Regions from separate parts of the Homo sapiens genome. Here region 2 is linked to region 1. A link is an interaction called in ENCODE POLR2A ChIA-PET data of the cell type or tissue named here. Cell type or tissue: HepG2. All regions are shown on one strand.

Region 1 (2,500 bases):
AATGTTTGCTGAACACCAAGCAATTCTTCAAAACCAACACATTGTCTAAAATTTGAATTATGACCCCACTTAAGAGTCAGCACAGACCCTGATCCAGGGCTCAATCTCACAACACTGTCTTCACTGCAGACACCAGTCACAAACCCTATAGGTCCATCTATGCTTTTGAGCTACTGTTTAAAAATTCAGGACTCCCATAAATCTCTCAAGTTCAATAATTTTATAGAGCTGCTCACAGAACTCAGCAAAATACTGTAGTTATGTTTACCCATTTATTATACAAAATACAACCCAGAAAACTCAAGTGGAAAAAATGTATAGGACAAAGAAAAGACGTGGGGAAAGATGAAGCACATAGATAATCCTGGTAAATAGCGTTAATAAAATTCTCTATCCTTTGTGTTCTCCAGGAACAGTTTATGGAAAGAAACATCCTTTCATTATGACTTAGATGGTGCTCTCTTGTCTGACTTATCACATAACCAGACACTGACTCTGCACATTTTCTTCTTTTTTGTATTAAAAAATTAGCTAAATTTGTCTTCAGTGGTCAAAATAAAATGCTTTTTTGTTTGTTTTTTGAGATGGAGTCTCACTCTGTCGCCCAGACTAGAGTGTAGTGGCACGATCTTGGGTCACTGAAACCTCTGCCTCCAAGGTTCAAGCAATTCTCCTGCCTCAACCTCCAGAGTAGGTGGGATAACAGGCACATGCAACCATGCCTGGCTAATTTTTATATTTTTTTTTAGTAGAGATGGGGTTTCGTCATGTTGGCCAGGCTGGTCTCGAACTCCCGACCTCAAGTGATCCCCCGGCCTTGGCCTCCCAAAGTGCTGGGATTACAGGCATGAGCCATTGTGCCCAGCCTAAAATACTTCTTAATCAAACTTTACTTAAGTTTATCTCCTTTCCACAGGCTCCTGAACTTTGAGCTACTCTCAGTCTGAGCCAACATACAGCCCCATTTTATGTTCCTCCTAAAAACTTGCTGACTTCATGGTAAAACAATTTCTGATCTAAAATCTGATTTTTTTTCATCCTCCATTTGCTATTCCCCTCTGACCTTCTAATCTTTTTTGCTCCTCCCTAAGAAAGAAAGCCTTTATCTGTTTAAACTTTGCAATCCTTAAAGCTCTTATAGTTGGTACTTCGTTCTGTTGCAACACTCTTTTAGAATTCAATTTTTTTACATAAACCTAATTTAGCTCATTTTACAAAGTCTAGAAACTGCCTCAAAACAGTAACAATTTCATCTGCAGTAAGACCCTCCCAGTCCCATTCCATCTTAATGTTAACTGCATCTGTCTGTGGGTCCCCAGCTTTCCAGGGCTCTGTCACTTTTTTCAGTATAAAGGCTTCTTCCATGGCTAGAGTGAGCAGGCTGGGACATCTGCAGGGAAGGTTTCCTAGAAAGAATGAACTGAGCCTTTAATACCCTCCCTCCCTGGCTGGGTGCAGTGGCTCACACCTGTAACCCCAACATTTTGGGAGACCAAGGATCACCTGAGGTCAGGAGTTTGAGACCAGACTGGATAACATGGTGAAACCTCGTCTCTACTAAAAATACAAAAATTAGCTGGGTGTGGTGGCACCTGCCTGTAATCCCAGCTACCTGGGAGGCTGAGGCAAGAGATTTGCTGGAACCAGGAGGCAGAGGCTGCAGTGATCCAAGATCTCACCACTGCACTCCAGCCTGGGCAACAGAGCAAGGCTCTGTCAAGAAAAAAGAAAAAGAAAGAAAGAACCTCCCCGCTTTTTGCAGGCTCAATATTAGCATTAGCTTGGGGTCACTGGGCACAAGCTTTAATTTCCATGTCAGAGTTATTCACTTGGTTTTTGAAACTGAAAAATTCAGAAAAATTACTCAAACACATTGTTTATATAAGGGAAGGAAATTTTACGGTACTTACATTTCATACCTCAATAAGAAATACAAAAGCATTTATTCCTTTAAGACAATATGTTATTATTTCCATTAAAAATCATGTAGTAAACAATTAGTCATATGGGAGCACTTCTAGGAGATACCAAGTTTCCTCTCATAAAATTTAGCATTAACATCACATATCAAGATGATAGAGTACAGAACAGAGGTATTCCCTGTAACAAATGTACCCTGCAAAAAGAGGAACTGATGTTTTCATGAATGTAACTCACCAATTATCTACCACATTTTCTTATGGAAATGTATTCATTTTCTACAGCCAAAATGGAAGAGAGATTTTCCCTATTTTTTTCCTTTGTAGCACTCTAAAAACTAAGCCTTGGAATTCTGTTGGATGTCACCAAGTCATTAAAAAAACACACCTGGCTGGGCGCGGTGGCTCACGCCTGTAATCCCAGCACTTTGGGAGGCAAAGGCGGGCAGATCGGGCAGGTCACCTGAGGCAGGGAGTTCAAGACCAGCCTGACCAACATGGAAAAACGCTATCTCCACTAAAAATACAAAAAATTAGCTGGTGCATGGTGGCACATGCCAGTAATCCCAGCTACTTGGGAG
Region 2 (2,500 bases), 78 kb after region 1:
AACTATGCCTCCCGGGTTCACGCCATTCTCCTGCCTCAGCCTTCCCAGTAGCTGGGACTACAGGCGCGCGCCATCACGCCTGGGTAATTTTTTTTTGTGTGTATTTTCAGTAGAGACGGGGTTTCACCGTGTTAGCCAGGATGGTCTCGATCTCCTGACCTCATGAACCGCCCGCCTCGGCCTCCCAAAGTGCTGGGATTACAGGCGTGAGCCACCATGCCCAGCCGAAAATCCATTTTATTTATTTATTTACTTATTTAGGTGTGACCCACCATGCCTCGCCTTGAAAATCTTATTTATTTATTTAGAGACGGAGTTTTGCTCTTGTTGCCCAGGCTGGAGTGCAATGGCGCGATCTCGGCTCACTGCAACCTCCACCTCCCGGGTTCAAGCAATTCTCTGCCTCAGCCTCCCGAGTAGCTGGGATTACAGGCGCCCGCCACCACGCCTAGCTAATTTTTGTATTTTTAGTAGAGACGGGGTTTCACCATGCTGGCCAGGCTGGTCTTCAACTCCTGACCTGGTGATCCACCCACTCGGCCTCCTAAAGTGCTGGGATTACAGGTGTGAGCCACCGCACCCGGCCAGTCCCTTATATAAATTTTTAAAAAGATGTTTTCTTCGTTTCCTAGCCCCTTCTACCCACCTACAAAGTTCCAAAGGCTTTAATGCTATTGCAACGGCAGTCAGAGGTCAAGCTGGTGGGGGTGCGGTGCAGCTCCCTAACGCGGGGCAGCCTCAAAGGGGGCCGACCCTGCCCAGCACGAATGGCACCGGGCGGTGGGGGACGCTCCCGAGGTCCCGGGAACATGGCTGGGGGAAGTGTTGGGGGGTGCACATACCCAGGCTCAGCTGAGGCGAGTGCGCGGCCAGGGCTGCAGCTGGCGCTGGCTGGCACTTGCGCCGGCCATTGAGGAGCTTCTGGGCGACCCTGCACTCGTGCCTACCAGGCGCCAGCCGGTAGGTGCGCAGCGCCTGCTCCAGCAGCGTCAGGCCTTTGCTGCGCGGACCCCTCAGGCCGGGAAGTCACGCAGGTGGTAGTAGTCCAGGTGGTCGTAAACTCCTCCTCATAGCTTATGGGTGGTGGCGGCTGGGCTGAAGACGGCGGACAGGACATCCCGCCCGGCCGCCTGTGGTCACCCTCCCGCGCAGGCGCTCTCCTGGAAGACCCAGCACCTGGAGTTCCGATTGGCTCTGCGTGAGGGGCGGGCCTTTGCGACATCTTGGGGGGCGCCTTCGGTGACGTCACAGGGGCGGGCCTTCTGTCACGTCACAAGGGCTGTACAGTGCCTGGAGCTGGGCAGTCTTCTCAGAGTGGAGCCTGGTAACCGCGACCTCCCCGCCAGTTCCTGTGTGTTGCTGGCTGGAAAGGGGTAGTTGACAAACTCCCACCCAGCACAGTATTTATGTCGGTCAAAAATGGAAAACTATGTGTCCGGGCGTGGCCAGGAAGGAGGATCCCTTCAGGCCAAGAGCAGCCTAGCAATATGGCGCAACCCCACCTCTGTAGTCCAACCTCAGCCTCCCAGCTACTTGAACCCCAAGATTCAAGGCTCCAATGATCTGTGATCTCACCACAGCACTCCTGCCTGCGAGACTGAGGTAAACCCTGTATAAAAAAATAAAAAAGAAAACTATGCAAGTGTACAACCGGGAGGGACTGCTTAAAGAACACATGAGGCTGCCTGGGCCGTGCTATCCCGGCACTTTGGGAGGCCGAGGCAGGAGGATGGCTTGTGTTCAGGAGTTCGAGATGCGCCTGGGCAACATGACGCAACCCCGTCTCTACGGAAGATACAAAGATTAGCCAGGCGCGGTGCACGCTTGGCCTAATTTTTGTATCTTTCGTAGAGATGGGGGGGTCTTGCTATGTTGCCCGGGCCGGTCTCGAACTCCTGGGTTCAAGCGATCTTCTCACCTTGGCCTTTAGAGTTGTTGGGATTACAGGCGTGAGCCACCGCACCCTCCTGGGCTAGGCTATTTAATAACATAAGAAAGTGCGGTGGCTCACGCCTGTAATCCCAACACTTTGGGAGGCCGAGGCGGGTGGATCACCTGAGGTCAGGAGTTTGAGACCATCCTTGCCAATATGGTGAAACCCAGTCTCTACAAAAAAATACAAAAATTAGGCCGAGCGCGGTGGCTCACACCTGTAATCTCAGCACTTTGGGAAGCTGAGGCGGGCTGATCACCTGAGGTTGGGAGTTCAAGACCAGCCTGACCAACATGGAGAAATCCCATCTCTACTAAAAATACAAAATTAGCCGGGCATGGTGGTGCATGCCTGTAGTCCCAGCTACTCAGGAGGTTAAGACAGGAGAATCTCTTGAACCCAGGTGGCGGAGGTTGCAGTGAGCCGAGAAGCATCACTGCACCCTAGTCAGGGCGACAGAGCAAGACTCCAGAGCTTGAGACCAGCCTGGGCCATGTAGTGAAACCCTGTTTATACAAAACAAACAAAAAAAGCCAGGTGTACCTGTGTCCACCTGTGGCCCTGCTA

What was found. Peaks named below come from ENCODE experiments on the same cell type or tissue, not always from the same donor. Only the 100,000 strongest peaks of a DNase experiment are listed, where the experiment ranks them.
Region 2: POLR2A ChIA-PET joins it to region 1 with 12 read pairs; 12 of 35 experiments call an interaction of 5 or more read pairs at or near these places.

What each region holds. Positions count from the first base shown.
Region 1 is chr7:65,001,761-65,004,260 of GRCh38, forward strand. The region is part of intron 1 of ERV3-1-ZNF117 (ERV3-1-ZNF117 readthrough); the gene reads right to left. All of the region lies in intron 1 of ERV3-1 (endogenous retrovirus group 3 member 1, envelope), which reads right to left. Among named protein-coding and RNA genes, the nearest start is that of ERV3-1, 3.7 kb to the right of the region's middle. In HepG2, no CTCF peak of the experiment used is centred here; a DNase peak (open chromatin) is centred at 971; H3K4me3 peaks cover 1,744 bases.
Region 2 is chr7:65,080,105-65,082,604 of GRCh38, forward strand. No RefSeq gene overlaps it. Among named protein-coding and RNA genes, the nearest start is that of SNORA15B-1, 11 kb to the left of the region's middle. RefSeq lists an enhancer at 491-1,385. In HepG2, no CTCF peak of the experiment used is centred here; a DNase peak (open chromatin) is centred at 1,207; H3K4me3 peaks cover 1,100 bases.